2 separate regions of the Homo sapiens genome follow, and region 1 is linked to region 2. The links are chromatin contacts, found by Hi-C in ENCODE. All regions are on one chromosome and are shown on one strand. Each heading gives the region's core, a stretch centred on a gene start or an enhancer-like site at or near the end of the contact. The rest is flanking DNA. Distances are from core to core; before and after follow the strand shown. Region 1 holds the start of RBBP7 (RB binding protein 7, chromatin remodeling factor). Region 2 holds the start of PDHA1 (pyruvate dehydrogenase E1 subunit alpha 1).

The links. Hi-C counts contacts between places; a loop is a spot of excess contacts on that map. Pooled maps may share reads with other maps.
Region 1: a pooled map shows a loop between it and region 2 (29-fold over the local background). The contact joins the promoter of RBBP7 here to the promoter of PDHA1 in region 2. A Hi-C loop is called at or near these places in 8 of 50 pooled maps.

The regions. Positions count from the first base shown.
Region 1 is chrX:16,868,840-16,872,041 of GRCh38, forward strand. It overlaps RBBP7 (RB binding protein 7, chromatin remodeling factor), which reads right to left and starts at 1,523. Exons shown (of 12, transcript NM_002893.4): 1 at 1,199-1,523; 2 at 237-381. The coding sequence starts at 1,214. RefSeq lists enhancers at 440-529, 1,539-2,217 and silencers at 750-1,089, 1,110-1,159, 1,490-1,799.
Region 2 is chrX:19,342,466-19,345,612 of GRCh38, forward strand. It overlaps PDHA1 (pyruvate dehydrogenase E1 subunit alpha 1), which reads left to right and starts at 1,462. Exons shown (of 11, transcript NM_000284.4): 1 at 1,462-1,629. The coding sequence starts at 1,573.

The DNA.
Region 1 (3,202 bases), core at 273-2,772, 2.5 Mb before region 2:
TTCAGTGCTTCCTCCAAACACGATTAATCTCACAACAGCTTCTTTCTCCCCTTTTACCACCACACTATACACCAGAAATCATCCCACAAATCACGTAAGTTTTGAAAATAAAAACCACCTGCCACCTCATGCAAGGGCTGATTACATACTTATGTTCTATGCATAAAACGCCAAAACTAGGAAATTCAGAACGACAGTTAAATTTAAACAAAATAAAAGTTGCCAGAAACCCTTACTTAGTCACTTCAGGAAGCCACTGAACGGTAAGACTGGGCCACTGAAGAGCATGGGTCATAACCAGGTCATATAGAAACGGTGTATTCTTCTTCCAGATTTTATATTCTTCATTGATGACACGCTCCTCCACAGTATCTTCAAACACTGAAATTTGGAGAAAGCCCACACGATTAAGTGGCTGAGATAGATCAAAGTCAGAAATTGGAGGTCACCTCAAGATGGCCACACCTCATGTACTCTTTCCTTTTACCTCTAATTTGGACACGGACAACTAACTGCTCTTCCAGAAGGTGGAGAAAATACTAACAATCAGGAAGCCTATTTTTTCCATTGAGATCAATACCCCCTGCGTACACCATGTTGGGTAGTCAATTACACGGACATGGAAATTGTTTACCCTGTTACAGCTGTTCGCACCTGTTCTAAGATGACGACCTGTACGTACAGGGGCTGCGCGACCCAGTCGGGAAGACAAATGCACGTGTAGCAGAAGCCCACAGGCCTGGTCTCTCCAATCCCCATCAGGGGAGGCCCCAGCTCCCACGACGCCCGCCTCGGCAGCCATAGGCCTGAGGACCCCAGCAACCCCCGGACAAGGGCCGCGACCCCGAGGCGGTCAACGCGCGCGCGCGCGTAGAAAGAGCCGCGGCGCTCGCTTCCCAGCGGCGGGGGCCGCCTCCGCCCCGGGGCCGAGGGCGCCGGAGGGAGCGCAGCCGCTGGAGGAGGGAAGGGAAGAGGGGGGCCCAGCCCTCGGCCCCGCGCCCGGCTCCGGAAGTGCTCGGAGCCCTCGGCGCGGCGGTCCCGTCCCGCGCAGGCCCCTCGAGGCGCGCGCCCAGTCTCGCGCCCGGCCCCGCCCCCTGCTCCGCACGCCAATTCGCGCCTTTCGCCGGCGCGTGCCGCGGCCTCGCGCGCCCGCCGCCCCCCGCGGCCCCGGCGCGCGCCGCCCCGCAGGGCCTCTTACTCTCTTTACTCGCCATCTTGCGTCGGGTCGTTCGCCCCTCGCCGCCGCCTCGGACTCCTCTCGTTAGCCAAGAGCAGCCCGACCGCTGGCGCTCCTGCCTTTCCCAAGCGCGTCACACTCCCCACTGTCGAAAGCCCGGGCCCCGTCTTGCTGCCTGGGTGCTCCCCAGACGCCGCGTCCTTCTTTCCTGCCTCCTCCCCGCTCGCGGGTACCGAGGTCTGAGGCGCTCTTCTCTCTCTCTCCAAACTTGGAACGAGACTTTTCAACCCGCGCCTCCCAGCCCGCCCAGGCAGCTGAGCGCAGGCGCATCCGCCCTGGGAAAAGTGAGAGGAGGCGGAGAGGCGGGTCTGGGAGCCAACGGCTCCGGCGCCGAGACCAATGACGCGCGGCGGGCGGGTTTCACGCGGCGTTCGGAGGCGGGCTTCTGGGGGTGGGCGGAGCGTGCCGCGGCAGGAAGTTGGCGATGCGCAGGCGCGAGGGCTCGCCCGGCGCTCCCAGGGCCGGCCGCGGAGGCGGATGGGGCGCGCGGGGGCGGGGCGGATGAGGGCCCGAGGGGGCGGGGCGGATGGGGGCGCGCGAGGGCGGGGCTGATGGAGGCGCGGCTGGCCGGCTGAGTGGGGGCCGCGAGCCCCGGGGCGGCGAGCCTTGGGGCCCGCGGGGCGTGGTTGCTTGTAGCGGCAGCGGTGGTGGGGGTGAGAGGGGGGCAGGGAGGCTGCCGCCGCTTAGCCAAGCAAAATCTCAGAGCAAGAGGGGAAAATGGTTCCTGTTCTCGAGAGATTACTGTGCCTTCAAAGTCTCCCTGATAATCACGGACATGCAATTCTCTGCACCCCTGAAATGTTCTCCTCCAGCCGACTGGCCTTTCCTGGGGCCCGGTCGGGCCGAGGTGGGGCTGGTCTCAGACGGAGGAGAGCTTTTGGAGAGGCCGCGGGCGTTTTCTGCCTGCAAAAGCCGCCGGGCCGCCCTGTTAGGCTAAATGTGCAGCCTGTGGCGGCACAGGCCGCCGGCGGGCCGAAGCCGATTTACACTGTTACATTTTAATTTGTTCGATGTTTGGGTCCTTAAGATGATGGTTTGCGGCCTCTTCGCGCTTCAGGGGATTTTGTCCCTGCACTGGCGTTCCTTTCTCATCCCAGCCCCGGCCCCTGCTGAGTCATTTTTGTCACCTGCAGGGGTCCCAGCGCGACCCCACCCCAAGCTGGCGGAGCTGGAGAGAGCAGGGCTGAACTACCCTGGGCCTGCTTACCTGAGCCCTGCTCTGCTCAGGAACTTCATAGCCCCTGAGGAGTGTGTCGGGGGAGGAGAAAGCTGGCTGCAAGGCCAAAAGGGAAATAGAAGAAAATGAGGGCCAGGAGCAGAGGGGACGGAGTTGGGGGAGGCGACCAAGGTGCCTGCGTGCAAAGGGAACCGAAGTGTACGTCCAGCTCCGGGAGAGGCTCCTCTTGCAAAAGCACCCCCGGAACATTTGCTGCCTTGATACCTTTCCAAGTGCCTTCATGCTCAGATGCTATCTTGCAGATGCCGCTGTCATGCCCACTTTTCTGACCGGGACGCAAACCCAGACGTTAGTCAGTGGCAGAACCAGTCACATTCCCTTCTGTAGATATTTACTGTGTTGTTTCCGATACAATACCGTTCATTATTATAACGCCCTCCCCCCATTCTGGGTCAAGGAATCTTGTTAGTGCCTAAGGCTGAGGGGGTGGCTAGAGAGGGAAGAGAGTTGGAAGGGTGTTTAAGCAATACAGCCCTCATATTCTAGGACATTAGTTGGCAAGACTTTTTCTAAAAGGACCGAGATAGTAAATATTTTAGGCTTTGGGGGCAACTGCTCGACTCTGTCGCTTTGCAGCGCAAAGCAGCCATGGAAAATATGGATGCATTTGGCTGCGTTCCGATAAAACTACAGACACTAAAATCGTTTTCACGGGTCACAAAATCTTTTGATTTTTTTTTTCTATCACTTGAAAACGGAAAAACCATTCTCAGCTCGAGGGTCATACA
Region 2 (3,147 bases), core at 212-2,711:
ACACGATCTCTCAGTCCAGAGTCTGGCCCAGTGCCCAAATTATTTCTCTAGCTATGCTGAGAGCTGGTCATGCTTTGAACTTCTGCTTTGAATACTTTCAGTGACACTGGGAGAGAATTATCTCATTGGACCATTGTCATTGTTAGAAAATTCATTGTTATGCTGAAATGAAATGATTTTATTCACACACACACACACACACACACAAAATAGCTCTTCCTCCTGGAACATGACTGGCCTGAAAATGTGTGAAGACATATCCAATCCTCTCTGGTTTTACTGTTCATCCAATTTTCTGTTCTCCTCCTGGCAGGAGGATTATATTTCACCTTGTGGAACTCAGACATGGTCGGGTAACTAGCTCTGGTCCGTGAAAATTGAGAGGAAGTGACATGTGTCACTTCTGGGCAGAAGCTTTGAGAGCCGGTTTAAATGATCCCTTTTCTCTTCATCCATGAGACAAGCTAAGTTCCAGAGAGAGGGTGCCACGCTGTGAGGGACCTGTGTTACGAGTACGATGGCTCGCGTCACTTCAAATTCTTGAAATCACTGAAATTTGGAGGTCAGTTGTTACATCATAACCCAGCCAATTCTAGTTAGCCTGTTTTCTTCCTAACTTCTTTAATCGTTCTTCATAAGTCACAATCGCAGCCCCTCACCGTTCTGACCACTGTCCCCTGGATTCCACTCAGTTTACTCATTATCCCCCTTAAAATGTGGAGCCCAAATCTGAACCCGGAACCCCAGGTGCAATCCCACTAGGACACAACACAATGGGTTCCTGAGCCCTTTGATCCTCTGAATAGAGCCCCTTGTTGCTTTGGTGTTTTGTCTCTGTGTGTGCTTTTATCATCGGCTGAGCCACGCTGTTAACTCGCAGTGAGCCTGTGAACCAATAACTAGAGAAAAAAGATTTTTCCCATTGTCCTCTCGACATATATTGGGAAACAAATTTTTTGATCCGCGTTCAAGTAGACAGGGCAGAACTGTCCAACTGCTACGTGATCTTTTAAAGACAAAGTTAGTGGCAGACCATTTACAGAAACCAGATGTTCTGTCTTTTGGCTCTGAGCATGCTGCTAATCTTCATCATCTAGTGTACTGAACGAGATGTACTGAACGAGGGCTGCAGAGCTGCAGCACCGGCAGGAGTAGGCGCTCGGTAGGACGGGGCCTGCACAACCTCCCCGGTAGTCAGCAGAGCGGAATCTAGGAAGGCTCCTTTCCCGCGGCGCCCTGGAGGCGGGGGCCCCACCTTCCCACGCAGGCGCTATCAAGCCCCGCCTCCTCACCCGCCCGCGGCGTGGCGTCGGAAAGAGCCCTCAGCCCCTCCCTCTCTGGCGCTGATACCCAATGGGCAGCCTCAGGCCTTTAGCGGGGGCGGGGCACCCCCTGGACGCCGTTCTGGTTGGCCCGCGGCCCGGCGCAGCGCATGACGTTATTACGACTCTGTCACGCCGCGGTGCGACTGAGGCGTGGCGTCTGCTGGGGCACCTGAAGGAGACTTGGGGGCACCCGCGTCGTGCCTCCTGGGTTGTGAGGAGTCGCCGCTGCCGCCACTGCCTGTGCTTCATGAGGAAGATGCTCGCCGCCGTCTCCCGCGTGCTGTCTGGCGCTTCTCAGAAGCCGGTGAGACCTCCCGGGCGGGCCGGGATGGGGCGCGAGTGGGGCTGAGGCGGGGCCGGAGGGCAGGGCGGGCCAGGCCGGGCCACCCAGAGCGGGGTGGAAGGCGCCAGGGGAGCCGGGGAGCCTTTACTTCGCCTCCGCGCCCTGCATTCCGTTCCTGGCCTCGGGAGAAGCGGCACGGACCGGGATCACGCCAAGGTCCGTGTGAACTTCCCCCTTCTCGACACCCACCTCCCGCCCCCGGGCCCAGCTGTGCGCCAGGCGAAGTCGGTGTGCTCAAGAGGTGCCTGTTGGGTTACAGGACACGGAAAGGGTGGCCTCGGCCTCCTTCGAGTCTCCAATTGACCCCACTCATTTCGGATCTTCTAACTTAATTTCTCTTGACCGAGAGGCTTTGTAATAGCGTAGAATCTGGAGACAGGGTGGCTTCGTTCAAACAGCACCCTCACCATTGACTAGCCCTGTGACCTTGAGCAAGTTTTTAAACGTCCCGGGGACCCGGTTTCCTAAAATGTTTGCTCGAAGTGGAGTTAATCTCTAAATGGAGATAAGAGTTATCTCTGAAATGTTATCAGTTAACTCTAAAATGGAGATAATAAGAGTCCCCACCTCTTGGGGTTGTCTTGAGGATTCAACGAGTGACACGTGTGGAAACGATTCCAAATAGCACCTGGCACATAATCGATAACATGTGTGTTGAATAGTGTTATTTATTGAGTCTCCAGTTCGGTATACATTTCTTGAACACCTGTGCTCAGTTCTGAGGCGGGTTCACAGAAGGTCAGCCTCTTCAGAAACAAACTTCCTCCTCTTCCCTCTCCCTCAACATCTGAGCTTTTCTTGGCAGTGAGTTCAGGAGCGCCGAAGCAGAACTCAGAGGACGCTGCCCTCCCCTCCCCTTACCTACACATTCTTAGGGTACAAGTAGCTAAAGCAAAGAGCAACGATGCTTGAGGGGTGGGGGGTAGAGTTTAGCACTATTTCATGGCCTCAGCATTTAGAGGTGCCTAACACCTGAGCTAGCATTCTGACCCCCCTAGGCACAGTGAGGTCGTGTTAATTGGTGTAACTGCAGGCCTCGGGATTCTGGTATTTCCCCCAGGACTTGATACCGCTCTACTTAGTACAGGCAGAGATTGTCAAAAGGTAAGAGGTATGCCCCTCTAGGAATCCTGTTGCCTAAAATAATGACAAAACTGCCGGGTGCGGTGGCTCAGGCCTGTAATCCCAGCATTTTGGGAGGCTGAGGCAGGTGGATCACCTGAGGTCAGAAGTTCGAGATCAGCCTGGCCAACATGGTGAAACCCCGTCTCTACTAAAAATACAAAATTAGCCGGTCGTGGTGGCGGGCTCCTGTAATCCCAGCTACTCGGGAGGCTGAGGCGGGAGAATAGCCTGAACCCGGGAGGCGGAGTTTGCAGTGAGCGGAGATCGTGCCATTGCACTACGGCCTGGGCGACAAGAGCAAGACTCCGTATTTTAAAAAAAAAAAAAAAAAAAAAAAAAAAAAAGCGTTCCCTT